Regions from separate parts of the Homo sapiens genome. Here region 1 is linked to region 2. A link is an interaction called in ENCODE POLR2A ChIA-PET data of the cell type or tissue named here. Cell type or tissue: GM12878. All regions are shown on one strand. Each heading gives the region's core, and the rest is flanking DNA. Links, peaks and the distances in the headings are about the cores only. Region 1 overlaps ADGRA3 (adhesion G protein-coupled receptor A3). Region 2 has its middle 79 kb from the start of ADGRA3.

What was found. ChIA-PET counts read pairs that join two places held together with the same protein. Peaks named below come from ENCODE experiments on the same cell type or tissue, not always from the same donor. Only the 100,000 strongest peaks of a DNase experiment are listed, where the experiment ranks them.
Region 1: POLR2A ChIA-PET joins it to region 2 with 17 read pairs; 3 of 35 experiments call an interaction of 5 or more read pairs at or near these places.

Annotation. Positions count from the first base shown.
Region 1 is chr4:22,482,271-22,493,321 of GRCh38, reverse strand. All of the region lies in intron 1 of ADGRA3 (adhesion G protein-coupled receptor A3), which reads left to right. Among named protein-coding and RNA genes, the nearest start is that of MIR12115, 28 kb to the left of the region's middle. In GM12878, for the core only: no CTCF peak of the experiment used is centred there; no DNase peak of the experiment used is centred there.
Region 2 is chr4:22,589,553-22,600,603 of GRCh38, reverse strand. It overlaps the pseudogene RPS27P13. Among named protein-coding and RNA genes, the nearest start is that of ADGRA3, 79 kb to the right of the region's middle. In GM12878, for the core only: no CTCF peak of the experiment used is centred there; DNase peaks (open chromatin) are centred at 4,623 and 4,863.

The DNA.
Region 1 (11,051 bases), core at 3,679-8,678, 110 kb after region 2:
TAATTATTGCCTGAGTGTTAGATGAGATTAAAAAGATACCGAAATGGAAAGGTGGAGGCTGGGCACAGTGGCTCATGCCTGTAATCCCAGTGCTTTGGGAAGCTGAATCAGAAGGATCTCATGAGGCCAGGAGTTTGGGACCAGCCTGGGCAACATAGCAAGACCCCATCTCTACGAAGAAATACAAAAACTAGCTGTGTGTGGTGGTGTACACTTGTGGTCCCAGCTACTTGAGAGACAGGGATGGGAGGATTTCTTGATCACAGGGATTGGAGGTTGCAGTGAGCTGTGATTGTGCCTCTGCACTCCACCTGGGTGACAGAGTGAAACCCTGTCTCTTAAAAAAAGAAAGGTGGAGATCAACAGCTTAAAAAGCTGGTAACAGTAGTATCTACAGTGTAATCTCATCTTGTGTGTGCAAAATGCACACTTGTAAATATATGTGGGTGACAGTGTTGGAAATGAGCTTTATTAAGGTGTTAAAATGGTCATCTCTAGATGATGGGGATATGCTTTTATTTTCTTGGTTTGGCTAGTCTTTGTTTTCTAATTCATTACATTGTATGCCTACTGTTACTGTAAAATAAAAATCATTTAGAAAAAAGCCATCTTTTCAGTGAGAATGTCATTTACCACACTCTTTAAAAGAGAAATCCACCCAGCTACACCTCCACTGTTTCTTATGTTATGTCTCTGTTTCTTATGTTATTTTTCTCCATAGAAATTTTCAACAGCTAACATATTCTGTGTTTTGCTTATTTATTTTTTCTTCCACCCACTAGTACATAAACTCTATAAGGGCAGGACTCTTTATTTTGTTCTGTTTTCCCCATCACCCTGAATGCTATCAAGCATTCAAGTAGGCACTCAGTAAATCTTTGTAATTAAATACATGAATGAAAAATATCCAATATCTATGTATATTGGGTTATTGAAGGAAAACGGTGAGTTACAGTCAAGTTTAAAAACCATTGTGCAAACTATTAAAAGTTCCAACCAGGCCTGGATTTATCTAGGCAGTAGGTTTCTGTTGTTTAAGATCTGTCTATTTCCAGTATTCTCTTTTTTTAATGGAACTAGTCCTAAGGAAATAGGAGGAGACGAAGCGCTGGTTGGGATGGACTTTCTCCCTTGATGTGCTTTTTCGCCTCCGCATTCCTGCATTCCCTCCTGAGACACCAAATGCAATTTTTCCAGTGCTACTGTGGTGCTGTAACATGGGCAGTGTATTGGAAGGAATATGTGTATTAGGATTTCTTAGCAATATTATTTTCTCTCCCTTGTGCATTCTAAAGAGCAAGGACCAAAAATCCCAACCGTGCCTGCTTTTATGTAGCTAAGAGTAGCTTTATACATTTGCAATTGATCTGACGATTGGGAACTCTGATTAAGTCAAATGTTATTCCCCCAACAGAAAGAAATCCGTTCTTCTCATAGTTGACCAGTGTGTTAAAGAAAAAATTATTCTCATACTTGTTAAAATGGTAAGGAAGACTTTGTTTAAGACTGTTGTGATGGGTTTCAAGACCGTCACAGTATGGGACAAAGATTGGGCTCAACTCCAGATACAACAAGAACAAGTGGAGGTTTATAGCTGAAGAGGTTGGAGAGTCAGTGGATGGGAAATTACTAAGAGGAAGACATCAAGGGTAGCGAGATTCTCGCTTAAAGGACCCTGAGGATTCTTGTTGAAGGCAGTACGGGATGATCAGATATCACTTGGTGGATGTTGGAAGAGAGGGGTTTGACCAGATATCGTGGGTGGGAGCATTCTCTCTAAACTGACTTCGGAGGATTCTTGCTACAACTCTGAAGGGACAGACACTGAAGGCTAAAGTAGAGGCCCCCTTGAGAAGAGGGCTCAAGGGAACCTGACTAAAGGTTTGGTCGAGAGTATCTTTGCCAAGTATTAGAAAAAATTATACCCAATTGTTATATTTTGATTTTTGTCAATAAAAACTTGTGTGATTATTTGTATCCTCTCATTATATAAGTACCTACATCATATTATGGATCTTGCCTCTTGGCCTGCAAAGCCCAAAGTATTTGCCGTCTGGCACCTGGCAAGTTTCTTGACTTCTGCCCTGGAGTTTTATTACTCTTCTCGTGAATTTTAACAGCCTTACATTTAAACAAAGTTTACCATTGATAGGAGGACCTTGTGCTCATTGCTCTCAGAGGGCTGGCTGCAGGCAGAAAGAGCTTATTTAATGTGGCACACATTGTTTTCCAGTTTTTTTCCTGGATGTTTTCAGCTGGACACCCAGAACGTCTGCCTGCCTGTCTTTTTCTGACCACTTGTTTGCCTTCTCCCTCCCTCCCTTGATCCATTCATGAACTCAGGAACACCCTCACTATTGGTATCTCGGTTCTCTGGGGCCATTTACACCTGACTAGAGGATCTGCTCACTCCCTGTGCCTGGACTTCCGACCTACAGAGCTGTGAGCTAATAAACAGGTGTGGATTTATGCAGCTCAGTTAGTGGTAACTTGTTACACAGCAATAGAAAACAAATACAGATCTTTGCAAGGTTATCTCACTTTAAATGATTTTCCCCTTCTTTGTCTGCCCTTTAAATTTCCACTAGTATTGTTTGTTTTTCTTTTTACAGCAAAGTTCAGAAATGTTTCCCCAATCATCTTACTTTTCAGCAACATTGAAATTCTGTATTCCCTAGGATTCAGTTACATATCCCTCTTGTAGCACTTAACACTTAGTGTACACTTGTGTAATATTAGTCTTTGAGGTCTGTTTTTGTATTTCTGCTCTCACTCCCAGGACACAATAGTTGCTCAAATATATTCTGAAATAATGAGTAATAGGTCCGACATCAAGAATTTTGGCTGAAAAAAAATCAGAGACTCAGACTCCTATAAGAACCTCAGGATGGTCCCAGTAGAAAGCTTTCAATTAGATTAAAATGCCAAATAAAATGGCTTTTATTATATTCATAAATATTAAGTGTCCAGTGTTCTTTATTGATATACAGACACCTTAAAAAATGGGTTGTCTTTTCTCTTGCAGCTAATGTGTTCATAAGATAAGGTGAAGTGTTATTTAATAAACAGTTTTTCATTTTTAGGCATTTTTGAAAGATATCTACTATGGCATTAAAAACGCTTCAATTTTTCTTAACGAAATGCTATTTAATTTCATGTAAACTTACAGTTTAATGCTAAGGCAGAAAAATAGGTTATTTCCTTTTTATTTATGACACTGCTAAATAAAGAATTGAAAATAGAAAAAAAATCAGGCCTCCTTTATTTTTTAAAATGTCAGATCTTTGATAAGAATGCCTGGAAACTTGAATCTTATTTATTGAACCGTTTCAGGAGTTAAGGGTAACCACGAGCCCAGGTTGGAATCTGTTGTCTCAGTGTAATTATTAATGGCAACTCTTTTTATCCTCCAGTGTGTTTGATGATAAATTGTATTGTGACCTTATAGTATATGCTACCTGTTGATATGTTTGACTTGCTGTCTCATTTTGAATAATTGTTAACCTTGCAGAGATTGAAGTTAGAAGTACTATTGTAGATGGTTTGGGAAGGCAGAATATACTGAACTCTCCCCCATTCACCAAATCTGTAGGAAAGATATTGAAACCGAGTGATGGAAATACCCACAAGTTTTCATGTCTGTTTGGAAACTTGAAGGATCATTTCTCTATTATGGAATTTGGAAATTTTAGTAGAATGTGTCCAGCTATGCATCTTTTTCATCAGTTTCCCTGGCTTGTAGTTAGTCTTACAAGTCTCTCTTCAAATGAAAGATATTTCCTTTTCGTTATTTTTTTTGCTCATGTACATATTTATATTTATACATTATGTTTTTGTTGTGGGGAAACATACATGTTTATCATTTTAACTATTAGTGTACAATTTAGTGCCATTAAAGACAGTTGCCTGTGGTGTAACCATCATGATCTATACCCAAAATATTTTCATCATTCCTGATATGGTTTGGCTATATTCCCACCGAAATCTCATCTTTAAGTATAGCTCCCATAATTTTCACGTGTTATGGGAGGGACCTGGTGGGAGATAATTAAATCATCAGCTGTTTCCTCCATAACTGTTCTCATGGTAGTGAATAAGTCTCATGAGATCTGACGGTTTTATGAGGGGCTTCCCGTGTTGCTTGGCTCTCATTCTCTCTTGCCTGCTGCCATGTAGGATGTGCCTTTCACCTTCCACCATGATTATGAGGCCTCCCCAGCCATGTGGAACTGTGAGTCCATTAAATCTCTTTTCCTTTATAAATTACCCAGTCTCAAATATGTCTTTATCAGCAGCATGAAAATGGACTAACACAATTCCCAACATAAACTCTGTGCCTGTTAAATAATATCTCCCCAATTTCTCCCTCCCTCAGTCCCTATAACCTCTATTCTACTTTCTATGGAGGCATTTCCTTTTATTTCTTTAATTATTGCCACTCTTCTCCTTTTTTTCTCCCAGGGGACTTGTATTACTTGCATATACTGTAGGAGTCTTCATGATTTGCTTCCCAGTAGTGGCTTTTGTTTACTGAATTAAAGTAAAATTATGTTTTCCCCAAATTTTAAATTTTCTGTGCTGTTATTGAATCTTCTTAGGTTGACTCAGGTCTGTCTGCTTTTGTATTTCTGTACTGTTACTTTCTGTCCCCTCTGATAGCCCCATGTCCTTAAAAGCAGACTTCTGGATTGTTCCCACGTTTTCTTTGGCCTCTAGATCCCCGAAGTAGCCATGCTTTTCTCTGCCTCCCATGGCCCTCTTCACGCTTGCGTTGGGTTAACCCCTTACAGCTCTTGTTAGCCTGTGAATTGTACGAGGCTCAGGGGTGGTCCCAGCCCCCTGAAGCCTGGTGCTGTAGGCACCAACTGAGCTCATCTGGGGAGTTAAATGATGTCAGATCTCCACAGCCTAAGATTTTGTCTGTTGATTCAGGGGGTGCCAAGGCTTTGACTTTTTTTTTTTTTTAAAGCTTCATAAATTATTTTGATGTGCAGTCAGAGTTGAGAACCAATGTTCTGCACCAAGGGTAGGCAAACTCCTGCTGTCTAGGCCTGGCTAGTAAGTATTTTAGGTGTACAGTTTCCGTTGCAACTACACAACCCTATACATGTGAAAGCAGCCATGAAACAATTCACAGATGAGTGAATGTGGCTGGGTTCCAATAAAACCTTGTTTATAAAAGCAGTTTACAGGCTACAGTTTGCTGACCCCTGCTCTAAACAGATCAGCACCATTATCCCTGTCTATGGATTCCGGCACTGAAGGTCAGAGCAGGGATCACTTGTCACTTACGTTTATACTAGTGTCAGGTAGCAGCATGGATTCAGATCTGGGTACCCTGACATCCGGCACCCCAACATCCGGCACCCCAAGCTCTGGCTTCACCCGCCACACTTTTGCCTTTTGCTTCCCAGGCGCCTGGCAGCTGTAATTCAACATTCTGTAAAGTGGGTTTGGCGGGCCATTGTAGTGTTATCACTTCAGAGAGTTTCTTGGTTAGATAAATTGGAGAAATATTTAACAACACAAATTTGAGTAAGCATCTTCAATTTAGAATGGTTTTATTTGGCAGGTAGTGCTTGCCGAATGCATTTGGCCAAAGAGCTTTTTGGAGAGGCTATGTATTCAAACTCTTGTCCTGCTCTGTGGCTCTCTTGTTGGTGACAATGGTGTAGTGTTTCCAACTTTAGATGAGTGCAGTGTGCCGTCATCCTGCTTTGTCATTAGATACCACTTATACTGTTATTTAGACCAAGGGTCACCAACCCCCAGACCTTGGACCGGTACTAGTCCATGGCCTGTTAGGAATGGGGGCTGTACAGCAGGAGTTGAGTGGCGGGTGAGCAAGCATTACTGCCTGAGCTCCACCACCTGTCAGATCAGCTGAGCGTTAAGAATTCTCACAGGAGTATGAACCCTATTGTGAATTGCACATGCGAAGGAGCTAGGTTGCATGCTCTTTATGAGAATCTAATGCCTTTGAAATCATCCCTGTTTCCCCCATCCATGGAAAAATTGTCTTCTGTGAAACCAATTCCTGGAGCTAAAAAGGTTGAGGACCTCTGATTTAGAATATATTGTCTCAATTTAAATTTTGCTCATTTAAAAATACTTATCTAAACAATATCTGTGAAGTTGTAGGTTTGAGTTATTTTACCATGTTAGTGAAAACATGTTAGAGGAATGTTTATGAACCCCAGAGGCGTTAACAGTTGGGGGAGACTGGTGTGGTGGAGCAGATGCTGTTGACCTTTTCAGGAGAGAGCACAATAGCCCAGCCTGGTTGGTATTCAACCAGAAGATGCTGATAATGAAAACGTCCACTATCAGCTTTATCATTCTCTAGCTGTGATGTCCAATTGCATGGATCTTAGAAAGCAGTCATAGGGCCTGCTTTAAGTGCTTCACCACACATTCTCATATATATTTACACAAGCCTTGTATTGTCTCTTAGAAAGGCCTGGGATGATATACAGATGAGGCATTAAGTAACTAAGAGGTTAAGAACTTGTCCAAAGTCATGAAGCCAAATCCTGGTGTTAAGATTCAAATTCTAGTATTTTGTATTCCGGAGTTTGCCTTCTGTGATTACTATTAAATGCTCGGTAATTATTGAGGGAGGGCAGAGACTGGAAAAATGACCCTAAATACAAAATAGGTTAGAGTTGCCAGCCAGGGCACTGAACCACATCCTCACCCCTTGGAGGTTCCCCTGCATCTGCCTCCCTTTCTTTGAGTTGTTGGAGCAGGATGAGTATGGCACTTTAAGAAGGGTTGTGGTCAGGGACATCTGACTGTTTTACAGAGGACCTGGGACTTTAGATTTTGGTTGATGTATGAGGTTTTCTTGTTTTACGCAGATACCCTTGTGATTAAAAGTAATAATGGTCAAGCTTTTTCTATGAGTTGTAGCTTTCCCTGGACGACGGGGAAAAGATGGGCTAGAAACCAAGCCGTCCATGAATCACTTAGCATCCAGAGAGGACATGTAAAAGAGGTTGGAGGCTCTACTTTTAGGAAATGACCCCTTTATGGCCCCTTAAGTAGATATACAGTGAGCTGCGTCTGTTTACTTTTTCTCCTTTCCTTTCAAAATTCTGTTGAAAATAATAGAAGAAGCATAAAAATATGGAAAGATCCATAACAGGGCTGCAAAATGAGAAAGTTGCTCCAGAGACCCCGGAAGCATTGAGGACGTTGTGGAATAAATAAAGCAGATGGGATCAGATTGATGGCGAAACTCCACAGCAAAGGAAGTAGGAACTTACAACCCAATAGAGACAGAAGTGGGAATAACTAGAAAAATGGATTTTCTTAACAGCATCCTGGATGATTCCCAAGAACTGAAACCATAGGGGGTGGCAACAAAAGTGACTAATGAGAGCGCCTGGCCAGGAATTAATAACCTGAAACAGCTGCTCCAGTTCTGCTCTCAGTCTGGCTCTGAGGGGATAGTGGTCCAGTTTGCTTCTGCAACAAGGCCATTTAGCTTAGTTTTAAATAATCTGGGAGATTTGCCAAGGCAGAATATAGTGGGCGACTGTATAGCAGGAGGGAGAAGTTGTAGCAGGTGCCAGGTATCTTTTGTGTCTCCATCTCCACGGATATGAGGTTTCTGAACCTAAAAGTAAAGGCAGTTCATTACCCATTATTTTCATGTGTGCTAAAGAAATCCTCTGCAGCAACTAATAGTGAGCGTTCTAGCCCCACATTTGTAAATATGAGCCAGCAACCAAGAAGGATCATCAGACATTTGAGAAGAAATCAACAGAATGAGAGGCCACCAAACCAGTCCCATGGAACCACTGGGGAAAAGTTAACACAGGAAAATTCTAATTCATAGTCTCAGATCCAAGAGCAGAGCAACTGATTAAAGAAAAAAAAAAGCATCTAATGGGAAAGGTTGAGCAAAGGAGGAGTTCTTACAAGTTAAGTGTGGGATTATAATGTTAAAAAGCTCTGGTGTGGGCCGGGTATGGTGGCTCACACCTGTAATCCTAGCACTTTGGGAGGCCAAGGCGGGTGGATCACTTGAGGCCAGGAGTTCGAGACCAGCCTGGCCAACATAACAAAACTGTCAAGTATGGTGGCCCATGTCTATGATCCTAGCTATTCAGGAGGCTGAAGCAGGAGAATTGCTTGAACCCAGGAGGTGGAGGTTTCAGTGAGCCGAGATGGCACCACTTCACGCCGGCGTGGGTGACAGAGCGAGACCCTGTCTCAAAAAAAAAAGTGCTGGTGTGGGGTCAGTAGGTGGGCTGAAGGGAGAAATGGAAACAACCAAGGACTTAAGAAAATTAGTCTTCTGGAAAATTAAGCAGAGGATTTATTCCACAATTCAAAGCAGAACGTTATTAAGATGAGAATTTTGAAGCAGAATTAAGAAATGTGAAGGTTGGAACTAAGAGATGGAATATCTGGCTAAGGAGCAGATGGAGAAAAAAAAAAGGCAGCCTAAACAATTCTTTGATTCAAGGATGCCATCAACAGTCAGATGCTTATTTCCAAACAACTTTTCAGCGAGGGAGCCAGAGATCTAATTATTCTTAAGAGCTGGTTTCTCTAAACGTGTACATATTTTTTTCCCACCCAGTGAAATGCCACTTCCTTAGCACCTCTGTCACCCCCAGCCTTCTCATGCTGAATCACTTAACCATTTGTATTCTGCATGGTATCATTTTAGTACAAAGCTGCTTACGCTTTTTTTTTTTTTTTTGGAAACAGGGTCTCACTCTATCGCCTAGGCTAGAGTGCAGTGGCGTGATCTCAGCTCACGGCAACCTCCACCCTCAGGGCTCAAGCGATTCTCTTGCTTCAGCCTTCCTAGTAGCTGGGATTACAGGCATGCACCAACACGCCCGGATAATTTTTGTATTCTTAGTAGAGACGGGGTTTCACCATGTTGGTCAGGCTGGTCTCAAACTCCTGACCTCAAGTGATCCACCCGCCTTGGCCTCCCAAACTGCTGGGATTATAGGCATGAGCCACTGCACCTGGCCTGCTTACACTTTTTATTTGAAAATAATTTCAAACTTACATGACTATTAAAAGAATAAGAATAATGGGTAGAACCTCTGTATATTTTTTACCCAGATTTACCTGATTTTCCCATATTACTAGCATTTTACCCCTTTATTTTTTCTTTTTATATATGCATGGAAAATATATTTAAAATCATTTTAGGGTATATTGCGTGCATTGTAATTGCACAGTTTTTCATAAAAGTAATCTTGACTTTTTCTTTAGCATCTTTAGGTTGTGATAATATAATTTGGATGCCTGTGTTAGGTTTTGCATTTTTTTACTTGGGGTTCATTTAACAGCTTTAAAAAAAATGTAATCATGCATCATTGGAAGTTTAACTGTTTTTCTTATAAGTTAGCTGGCAGCTTACCAGTTGTGACCTGCTTGAATGATAGTTCTCTATGACACATGAATGAATCCCTCCAGCCTCTCCTCAACTTCAAATTCTGAGAGATTTGATATTTCTCTGCCTTTAATTATGCTGACTGTCGTAGCATATGCAATCTTCTATTACACAACTGTTTATTTCAGTGCTGCATCATAGTGAAACCTTAATGTATAAACATTAAGCCATAATTAAGGATCCAGACTTAAAATTCAACCACAGTTTGTGTGTGTGCCAACAATGACAACCACTGATAAATGCTTAACTTCCTCCTTTTTCTAACAGCTGGAAGATTCTTTTGCTATCAGTTTTAAGATGGTTTTAAGTTTAGAAGGTCTAACATGTAGAAAAAGTATCTTAGGACACTTTTATTGCAGTATGAAGAGAAGGAAGAGTACTAGACATACTCTGGTAGAATTTTTGATTTCCAGAAAGAATCCCATAAGACTTAAGCAGGAATAAGGCTGGGACTGAGATTTATATTTCTGATCTGTACCACTGCATGCCATTAATTATAGGTGCTATGTCATTATGTCCTCAGGGAAGATCTTTGAACATAGAAACTTAAACCCAGTTTTATTTTTTACTTCATTAATTCATTGCACAGATGTTGTGGGACCTTTTCTGTTGGGTCTCCTGGGAAGCACATGCCAGAGGGAAGCACATGCCAGAGTGGAGCTAGGAGTTAAAGATGTTTACTAGGGGGAATTACTATGAAAAATAAAGAGAGAAAACAGAAGCAGGCATAAGAAGTCTTCAGATGGGAATTGCAGGTCTAGCACCTGTGAAAGGAGAGGGGAAGGAAAGGTCTGAGACTGTGTCACAGCTATGAGGAAGGCTTGGCCAGCCCTTTGCAAAGCTCTGGTAGAGATTGCCCACCAGAAGTCTGCTGGGTAGAAATGCAGAGCCCCGCTACCACTGCTGTGCTCAGTCATTGGCTGGGGACTGCCTGCAAAGTGCATGACTCTGCTTGAAAATTGACGGAGGCAGATCCTCTAGACGTCTGTGGCTGGGGGCCCTCAGCTAACTGCTCTCCTGCCCCAAGGCCCTCTTTTAGAAAGACAGCTGAGTAGGAGCATGTGGCTGCAACAGTCACTCATACTTGACACTGCTGGAATGTTAACTCTGCCATTTAGTCTGTGTGTGAACCTCAGCAAGTTAGCTAATTTCTTTTGCCTTGCAAATTTTTGGTAATTGTTTTGAAGAAAATAATAATATCTACATCATGGGTTTTGTTTTGTTTTGTTTGAGACAGGGTCTTCCTCTGTGGCCCAGGCTGGAGTGCAGTGGAACTATCATAGCTCACTGCAGCCTCAACCCCCTGGGCTTGAGCAATCCTCTCCACTCAGTCCTCCAAGGAGCCAGGACTACATGCTCACACTACCATGCCTGGCTGTTGTCTTTACTTTTTTTTTTTTTTTAAGAGTTGGGGTCTCACTGTGTTGCCCAGGCTGGTCTCTAACTCCTGGGCTCAAGCAGTCCTCCTGCCTCAGCCTCCCAAATTGCTGGGATTATAGGTATAAGCCACTGAACCCAGCTGTATCACAGGGTGCTGGTGAAGAATGATTGAGTATATTCACTGCACAATATGATCACTCAGATATTCACCATTATGTTCTTTTTTTGTGAGGATGCAATTATG
Region 2 (11,051 bases), core at 2,050-7,049:
GCTTACAGGTTACCTTGTGCCATACCTTTGAAACAAGGGACCTGTCCAGGCTTCCTTCTGATGGCTAACCCACCTCTAATGCTGGCCAGTGTATTTCACACAAAGCTCTAAGTTTCTCTAGAGTCATAGTGACTCCATAGTCTCCATTAAATCCTTTCTTGAAATGTTTTTAACATAGTTTCCAGTGGGGTGGGCTTACTTTGCGCCTGACCCATGTTTTTTCGAGACAAAACACCACGCTCACACCACACACACACACCACAAAACAAAGAACAGGTAAAAGGGCACACACACACACTTTTGCTGTTTACGCCAAACCAAAATCAAAACCAAAATCACAGTATCCAGAAATCCAAGCCAGGTCAAAAACCAAAACCAAAGTATCCAGCAATTCAGTTCAAGTCAAAACCAGAACAAAAGTGCCAGTACAGGCACACCATGGGTGATCAGGCCATGCTTCCACTCAGATGGAGTGGGGCAAGTTCAAAAGACTAGTCTTACCAAGTCAAGGCAAGTCAAAACCAGAACAAAGGTGCCAATACAGGCACACCGTGGGTGATCAGGCCACGCTTCCACTCAGGTGGAGTGGGGCAAGTTCAGAAGACTAGTCTTACCAAGTTTCAGATGTCCGGACTCCAAGTGCCAGTTCCTTCCCGGTGTTCAGCCACTGTGTTAATCCTCCGCGGGGGCCTGCTACCTGTTGCTCTGGTGAGGCGTTCCACCAGGACAATTTCCCACCCGGGAGCGCTCTTTGGAAGGCGTCACTCAGGCTGGTCAGAGTCCCCCGCAGGGATGCCCCACAGGGCAGGCTTAAGTAGCCTAAGGGGCTGCCTCGGCCCTCCCTCAGTCAACTCACTTCCTGGTCAGGGAACCAGGAGATGTAGCAGGACGAGCCACCGACAAAACCTCTCAGACACCGAGTAGTAGAAGGAAGGGCTTTATTCAGCTGGGAGCATCGGCAAGCTATTGCCTTAAAATCCAAGCTCCCCGAATGCACAATTTCTGTCCCTTTTAAGGGCTCACAACACTAAAGATTTCACATGAAAGGGTCGTGATTGATTTGAGCAAGCAGGTGGTACGTGACGGGCTGTATGCACCGGTTGTCAGAGAGAAACACAACAGGGCAGGGAGTTTCACAATGTTCTTCTATACAGTGTCTGGAATCTATGAATAACATTGGTTTCTAAGTTACGAGTTGATTTTTAACTACTGGGTTTAGGCCAGGCAGGCCCAGGCCCGGTTTCGGGCCTGGCGCCGGGCTGCCTGTCTTTGGTTTTACTTCCTTGTTGCTTTTTCTTAAAACAGGTACTGAGTATAAAACAATATAAAACAATATGAGAGGGTCTGTCTCTTCCCTCCATAGGATTGTGTTGGAATAACTCTGGGAAGATACGTTCTCCATTTGCTCTGAGGGCTCCTCAGTAGAATTCAGCTCCTATTCCCACTGTGCTAACTTGCTCGATAATCCACCCTATATTCTGTGCCTTTCCTTTCTCAGTTCCCTACTTTCCTGCCAGTGTTTCCTGGAATCAACACTAAGTTAATAACTTGCTCTCAACTCCTTGACTTAAGGTCTGATTCTAGGGAGCCACCAATGATGACATTGTCCTAAAATCACCCAACTAATAGGTGGAAGACCTGGGCGATCTGACCCAGAAGCTGATGCTCTTCATACTTTGAAGATCTCTCCAGCCACCATGCTCCTGACCTCACAACAACTTTCTTCTCTCTTGCACTTCCAGTCTCCATCCCAGGGGAGCGTCCCAACTCCCGTCTCCAGGGATGACCCATGTCTCTGGCCCCCTGGTGCACCCAAGCCAATCCCCTATTCCAGTGTCATCTTATGGACTCATCCCCCTTGCCTGTGTGTGGGGAAAAGAAAAAGAGATCAGACTGTTACTGCGTCTATGTAGAAAGAAGTAGACACAAGAGACTCCATTTTGTTCCATACTAAGAAAAATTCTTCTGCCTTGAGATGCTGTTAATCTGTAACCCTACCCCCAACCCTGTGCTCACAGAAACATGTGCTGTGTAGACTCAAGGTTTAATGGATTTAGGGCTATGCAGGATGTGCTTTGCTTGCTTGTTAAAAGTCATCACCTCTCCCTCATCTCAAGTACCCAGGGACACAAAACACTGAGGAAGGCCTCAGGGAACTCTGCCTAGGAAAGCCAGGTATTGTCCAAGGTTTCCCCCCATGTGATAGTCTGAAATATGGCCTCGTGGGAAGGGAAAGACCTGACCTTCCGTTAGCCCGACACCCATAAAAGGTCTGTGCTGAGGAGGATTAGTAAAAGAGGAAGGCCTCTTTACAGTTGAGATAAGAGGAAGGCATCTGTCTCCTGCTCGTCCCTGGGCAATGGAATATCTGGGTGTAAAACTCAATTGTATATTCCATCTACTGAGATAGGAGAAAACCACCTTAGGGCTGGAGGTGAGATATGCTGGTGGCAATACTGCTCTTTAATACAATGAGATGTTTATGTATGTGCACATCAAAGCACAACACCTTTTTCTTTAACTTGTTTATGATACAGAAACATTTTTCACATGTTTTCCTGCTGACCCTCTCCCCACTATTACCCTATTGTCCTGCCACATTCCCCTCTCCGAGATGGTAGAGATAATGATCCAAAAATACTGAGGGAACTCAGAGACCGGTGCCGGCACGGCACGGGTCCTCCATATGCTGAGCGGGGCGGGTCCTCCATATGCTGAGTGCTGGTCCCCTGGGCCCACTTTTCTTTCTCTATACTTTGTCTCTGTGTCTTTCTTTTCTCAGTCTCTTGTCCCACTCGACGAGAAACGCCCACAGGTGTGGAGGGGCAGGCCATGCCTTCACCTGTGAAAATCTTTTTCTTGCCAATCCCTGGCCATAACACACACACATGCACACGCACACGCACATATACACACACACATACACATACACACACACATGCACACACACACACATACACATAAAAAGAAAACTTGACATTTTGAAATTGCAACCCAAGACAGCTGGTTCCTTCCTCTTCACCACATTCCAGAGAACAAGAGGAAGAACTCTGTCTAGCAACTGTATACTTCAGAACAAGGTGTCAGAGTCAGGGTGCACCCCTCCATTGCTCCCCTATAACCCTCTTGGACACACACATTATTGTTGGCATTAACCTGAAATGCAAGGGGAGGGGAGGCTGGCTGACCAATACTAATTTCAGACAACTAAATACACGGAAATATTAAACAGCCATATCCCAAATCTATTAGATATCTGAAATCCAATGAAATTTATAAATCCTAATAGTGAAAACACCAACTTATTCTACTTCTTTCCTGCCAAATGTAATTGATTGGTTTTTGCTATTGCCATCCCCATTTAATATGTACAGACACAAACCTAAGAAATAAAATAGTGAGGGCCAAACATTTTGAATGTGTTTCATTTATAAAGTTGCAGTTCCTCCTTAAGGTTTTGAGTTTCTTTAAAAAACAAGACACCCTGCTAACTAATGTTTACCGGGTTAGAATTAGAGAACTGGACTACATGCCTGACTTCTCCATTCATTTTACAGAGTCACCTCAGGCAAGTTATTACACAAGTCTATCTCGATTTATTTATCTGTAAATTTGCAAACAAAAGAATCGTCTCATTTTTCCTGCAAAACTTGGAAGGAAGATAGAATGATAAATCTATAAAAGCATATTGAACCCCTTGGGGAACAGCCTTATCTACTTATATACATTAAGGTTATGTCAGTTTTCAGCTTCCGATGGTCTTGTCAAACCAGAGCACTATTTCCAATAGAAACTTCTCCTTGACATTCACATTGTGTTACGTCCTCAGTCCTCATATTTTAAGCTTGTTTGGCTTCAAGCAGAAAAAAATAGGAATTAAATCCAAAAATTGAAAGAACTGGCAAATAAAATCACAGTTTCAATCCTTGCATCCAAGAGGACCATAGAAATTAGCTTGTTGGATCAACTTGAATAGCCTCACAACAGAAACAGCTGTTTTGTGTCGAAGCAGTTGAAATATTGGAAAGCTCATAGCTTGGAGAGACTGTAATTCAGTAGTTTCTCTCTTTACCCACTCTCCTCAAGTGTTCACTGTTCCTTCCTGTTACCCATAATTGTGATTTCTTTGCTTCTGTTTTCTTTCTTTGCCTTTGCCTCCACTTAAGTTTCTCTTTTCTCTTTCCCATTTCTATCTCTCAATTGTCTTATCCTTCTCTTTTTTCTCACTCGTTTTTATTGCCATTGAACATTTAACTTTGCTACATGTTGTTGTGAGAGAGAAGGAAGAGGAGAAAGAGATGAAAAAAGCAGAATAAGAAATACTTACCTAAAAACTGCTTATCATATAGAAATTGCTCAAAAATATTCAGTGCCTAAATCAATAAAAATATCTCATATTTATGGAGAACATATTTACATTAAGGAATCTCTACAGGCATTTCCTATCATCCAACAAGGTAGATGCTGTTACTATCTTCATTTTCCAGATAAGGAAACTGAAGCTCAGAAAACCAAAATCAGATAACCAAGGTCACCCAGAGAGAAAACGACAGAAGAGGACACATAACCAGTTCTATCTGACTCAAAAGTCCATGTTCTTAACCACCATACTCTCTTGTAACAGGCATATGCCTGGTGCTTTCCTGACATCAGTTCATTTAACGGACATTAAACCAGAAATAGATTGCTTGATATATGACGCAGCTGAAAAAAGCCAGACATGACTAAGACAGAGATTTGAGACACCAGCTCCACCAATAGCTGTGTTAACTTGGCACATTATTTAAATTCTCTGAGCTCAGGTTCTTAATCTGTAAAATGAGCTTATCTGTATCTACTCTTCTGTTTGATGCAGTGATTAAACCAGCTTGCTCCATGCCCTGGTCTGTTAACTAGACAAACAAAATGGAGAAGAATATTCAAGAGAGAGGAAATAAGTCACGGAGACAGGAAACAGAAATGATTCTGCCTGGTTCAGTTTCTCCCAGATACCCTCCCTCACCTGCGAGCCAGGATTCCTCTTTCATACTTTCCTGAGCCAAATTTTTTCTTGCACTTTCATGCACCAAGTTTTTTCTCCATCTCATTACCTCCCATAAGTATAATTATAATTCTTGGTTTTCTTATTTGTATCTCCCTACCCCACCCTGTCCCCAAGGATGCCCCATAAGATCAGGGACCAAATCTGTCTTGCTAGCTATACCACCAACACACAGCCCAGTGCCTGGAGCGCAGATCGTGCTCAGAAAACACGTGTTGAATGAACAACTGAAGGTGGAAGGGCAAAGGGAAGGATGGAGAGTGAGATGGGGCAGATGGCACTGGATAGTAGGACTCCGTACTCATTCTTCCCAGTTGTCCTCAGGGTCTGTTGGAAATGCAGTCACAGTCTTCACCCCTCTCATAACTATGCCATTAGCTTCTGAAGCCCTTGAATCAAGATTTAAGAGGAGTAGCTGTGGCACAGAGGGACCCAGGAGAGACACACTGACCTGTGTCCCCAGAAAAGACTGACTTTTGAGCACCCCACCCTCTCCCATCATTTATCTTATCAGTGACTGGAGACAATTAGGTCTCCTTGATGGTGTGAAGAAATATAACTGCACTTCTCTCTAGATTCAAGGTAAATCACAAAAGATACGTTATTAAGAGTAATATTATAAATTACTCCCTGGGCAGTGCCATCAAGGCCCATGAATCCAGCTGCAGGGACCAGCCAACAACTCCTGAATCTATACCCAGCTTTTCAGTCCTGCTATCTACCTCCAGCTCTCAAAGGCACCTTAAACTCAAGAGGTCTGAAATTGAAGATAGTGAATGCCCACACCCACCCCAGGGCCCCCATAAAAACTGCTACTTCTATTTCTTCTCTCAGAGAGGAAGTACTTTTATTTTCTATTTGCCATTATGACTTGGACCACTTTGTCTTGGCTCTGTGGCAAAGGATTGGACAATTCAAATTTTCCAGAGGTCCCTTTTCTTCACTCTTAACAAAGCCATAGCAAGTGCTTCTGTCTCTTATTTACAGCCATGCTTTTTGCCTTTCAATGAGAAAGTAAAACAGAATAGTTTCCAGAGCTTTCAGAATTTTTTTTTTTTATCCAAAATGTGTTTATTGAGATGGTTTCCCACTCATCTTGATTCAGAGTGCTTTTAGTGCTGCTTCCTCGTGAAGGAATAACCTTCTGTAAGCCTCGCTTTTCCTCCTGTAGGCTGGCAGAGGACAGTGGAGCAGCCAACACACAAAACTACCGTTTGTGCGTGGCTAAAGACTGTGGTGATTATATAGCATCCTGGGCATTTCACATCCATGAAGTAGGAATTGGGGCTCTGCACCAGGCGTTTCTTCTTGTGTTTCCTCTTCTCCTGTTCTGGAGAGGGATGAAGGAGATCCTTTGCGAGAGGCATGTTCTCGTGTGGGTTATGTCGTCACAGCCGGAAAGGCGCTTTCAGAACTTTTTCCATTGAAATGCAAACACCCCCCTGGCGCCTCTGAACATTCTGAGAAATTGTTGGGTTTTGGCGATGTTTCCAGAAAACCTGGCTTTCTTCTCCTGTTCATGGCTGGTTTAAGTTCTTCCCTTTCCAAGCACATTCGAGTGAAGTCAGTTGTTGACTGTCTCTTGCAGGGCAAACTCCCAACTTGAACGCTAAACAAAGAGTAACTTTTTCATTCCAAATTTGGAATTGTTACCAGTAAACCTCTGAACCCTACCTTTGTTACATCTCCTCTCCAAATGTGATTTAGTTTCTCGACATGTACCCTTCTCCTTAACCCTGTCCGTGACTTACCACAGCCCTGTAGGCAGCTTACATAATGACAAGGTACACAAAAAAATCAGTGTGTGTTGTAAAGATAATGGCAGACATTGCCTTGGATTCTCTAATGTAGCCATCCTAACTGGTCTAAAATTATCCATCCACATTTTAAAATATTTTATACAACCCATGCTCTCTAACCCAAAGCATCAGTGTAACATATAATAAAGCCACCAATCTTTTCTGTCTTCATTTCCTCAATAGGATAAGTAATCTGAATGGGTAAACTAAGAAAGCAATTGCCAAGTGTTCAATTAACACATCACCAGATTCTGATCTTAGAATCAGCTCAGATATGTCTTCCTTACTTATTGTCTATAATACATAACCTCGATCCTGTAGTGCCACCATACACTGGCAACCTGAAAGATGTTGTGTTCCCCACTGTTTCACATGCGCTCATCTTTTGGGGAGGAATCATGTCTGGTTTTACTTTCGTTGTTCATAAATTAAACTCAGTGAATATTTATTTAATAACTGTGTGACCTAAGAAAAAAACTTATCTTATGGCTCCTAGCAAATTCATGCTCAGACAGAAAAGAAGCTCTATCTCATCTGGAGTGGAGCTAACAGTGGCTAACGCATGTGGAAGAAGAGCAAGTGAAAACTAAGAAGGAATAAACTGTCCTCTATTACTTGCTCTGCAAATCTGGTAAATCATCTGCAATCTCCATCTCCCACAAAATATCAGATATTCAAATATCATAACACACCCCAAATAAAAATTCTTATCAGAAATTAGAGAATAAAATTCAAGTTAAAAACACAGCTGTTGGCTGGACATAATGGCTCATGCCTGTAATCCCAGCACTTTGGGAGGACAAGGTGGGCAGAGCACCTGAGGTCAGGAGTTCGAGACCAGCCTGACCAACATGGCAAAACCCCCATCTCTACTAAAAATACGAAAAGTAGCCAGGGGGGTGGCACATACCTGTAAACCCAACTACTTGGGAGGCTGAGGCAGGAGACTTGCTTGAACCCGGGAGATGGAGATTGCAGTGAGTGAAGATCGTGCCATTGTATTCCAGCCTGGGCAACAGGGTGAGACACCATCTCAAAAAAAAAAAAAAAAAAAAAAAAAGAGAAAAAAAGTGTCTAATTTAATAATAAACTTCTTTAAGACTCTGTTTCATCTTCTGAGAAGTAGAGTCTTACTATTATTTCAGTGATTCTACAAATCAGTCATGGGCCTTTACTTACTGAAGTCTTAAGTAAAGCTTTGCAAGCCTATGACCCAAAATCAAGTCCAAAGATCAGTACTCATCTTTAACAATAAAATTTACATATACAGGTAATTGTGATTGTCTCAAAAAGGAAAACATTTGAAAAACCAAGTGGCAGAAGAGACTGAAATACAAAACAACTTTTAACCATGAGACTCTAACTACGGTTCACATCTAGACACTAAGAGGGCTCAGGCACAGTACTGGCCATACAGTATATGCTGAAGATATTTTTCTCAAGTTATGTAAATATATTCTAGAGCACTCCCTGAGAAGCAAAGTAGCAGTTCTGCAAAACTGCTGATCAGCCAGCACATCTTCTGGATGTTATGAGAACAAGAAGAAAATGGCATCACCCATGTGAGCCATATTGACCTTGACCTTGTGACCAGGAAAGGCACTGTCTTGGACCTCTCCTCTCAGCCATACATCCCACCAGCTCTCCATTCCACTCCATGGCTGGCCAAGATGTATTTTTCTGAACATATTTTATACACTTTAGCAGGCTCCAGGAGATGAGATCTTTTGGGAGGGGCTCAAACTTGAGGCCGTAACTAAAGTTCTAGTATGAATAGCAAGGTTCCTAAAGATGGATTTTAAATAGCAATAAATTTAATAATCGAAAGTACTTTAAAACTGTAATTCACAAGGCAAAACTTGTTGATTGGAAACTCTCATTAGCACAATAGATTCCTCTTTTATTATGGACACATACACACACATACACACACACACAGTCCTTCCATATGAAGCTAATAATACAGACATGAGGACTGGGGACATGTGTGGAGGTTATCAATTATCAATGTTTCTATTCTAAGAAATGCAATGAACTTACTATTTATCACTAGAAGAAAAAAATGCATTTTTCTTACAGTTGAGGGATTGCTGAGGGAAGTATACCATATTTGTTAGAAAACAATTTAAACCGGGAAATAAGATTTTGAGTAGGTGACATACATATGTAGAAAATGGAGATTCTTTAAAAGCAATTTGCTCAATCCTTAGAACTTTCCAAGTGACCACATTTACAAAGGAATCAGTACAATCACTTTACTGGGGAAAAGAATACTGGAGAGAGAATCTCAGTTGAATCATAAATTCACTCAATTTTTAGTATTCTGTTGCCTGTCTCCTATTTAGAATGTCATTCTGGGATTCTAACATATGGCACAGAACAGTACTGAGGGCCACAGGATCCAGGGTGGCAGAGGCAGGGAGAGGTAGGGAGAGAGCTAGGTTTAGCAGCATACTGCTTTAAATCAGCTCTTCTGTTATATAGTAAACATCAAGATGTGTCAGTTTGCAAAGAAATAAAATGAAAAATTGCTTTCAAAGCCCTCAGAATCGTCCTTGCTTTGAGGCATTGGAAAAAAGTTGATTTCAATAATTGAAAGAGAGTTGTGCAGTGCGTGAACAATCAGCTCCCCAGAAGATCCTGTCTACACAGCCCACTGACTTCCACGATATCTGAGTTAAGATTGTTCTATACCCACAAACAAGCCAAGAAGACTAAAATCTGTGTCTCCTTTTCCAGATTCCATTAAACATGTGAAATGTAAAAGTTAGTAATTAAAATGCCAGTGAAGATCTGGAAATGATTGCTTCCCCGATATGGCCATATTATGAAATGAAAAATTAGCCCAGTCTGGGTTGAAGTTTTTTCACTTGATAAAAGAAACACTGTCACAGACACCCATACTTTTCCACCACAGCACAGGTAGACAAATTTTGTTTAAAAATCTATTTTTTCAATTCCAAAGAATGGAATTAAGTTCTTATTTATTTTTCTACCAGTGGAAGCCCAACTCAAAACAAAATTTTAAAATTCTAAGTTTGATTTCACATCCCTAAAATCAGGAAAGGATGACCTTATTTATAACCCTGCTTCCAAACAAGGCCACGTGGAAAATATTCCACAACAGCCAAAATAATTCCATCAATTGTAATGACCTTTCAAGATGATCAGATCACTACATTTTATCTCAGTCATTCATTCTGGAATTGTCAAATCTTTTTGTTTGTTTCATTTTTAAAAATTTGTTTATCTTAAATGACAAGTAAACATTGTATATATTTATAGTATACAACATGTTTCGATATATTTATATATTGTTGACTGGCCAAATTCAGCTATTTAACAAAGCCCTATCTCAAATACTTATCATTTTTTTGTAAAAAGAACACTTAAAATCTACTTTCTTAGCAATCGGCCATTTCCATGTCTTCTTTGGAGCAATATCTACTCAAATCCTTTACCCATTTGTAAATCAGGTCATTTGTTTTATTGTTATTGAGTCATTTGATTTCCTTATAGATTTTGGATTTTGTCCACTTATCAGATAAGATATATGGTTCCCAAATATTTTCTCCCATTCCATGGGTTGCCTCTTCATTCTGTTGATTACTTCCTTGCTTGGGCAGAAGCTTTTGAGTTTGACATAATCCCATTTCTTTCTTTTTGCTTTTGTTGCCCGCGCCTTTGGGGTCATATCCAAAAAATCAAAATCACTGCCCAGATCAACGTCATAGGGTTTTCCCTTCTATTTTCTTCTATACTTTTACATTTTCAGGTCATACATCTAAGTCTTTAATCCACTTTGAGTTGATTTTTGTGTGTGTTGTGTGATGAGGGTCAATTTTTATTCTTCCACATGTGGATATCCAGTTTTTCCAGCACTATTTGTTGAAGAGACTGTCCTTTCCTCATTGGGTAAGGAAAGTCTCATCTCTGGGCTGGGCGGGAGGCATGAGATCATAAGAGAATATGGGGAGTAATATATCACCCCCCTCTCCTCCCCTGGATATTACGATCCACATCGCAGTGGGGTAGACATTCCCTCGATATGGGGAGTAATATCATCCCCATCTTGCCCCCTGGATATGGCAATCCACATCGCAGGGGGGTGGGCACTCCCCACGATATGGGGAGTAATATCACCCCCCTCTCTTCCCTTGGATATTGCGATCCACGGTGGACCGACAGCTTGTTTACGAAATTGTGAGCAA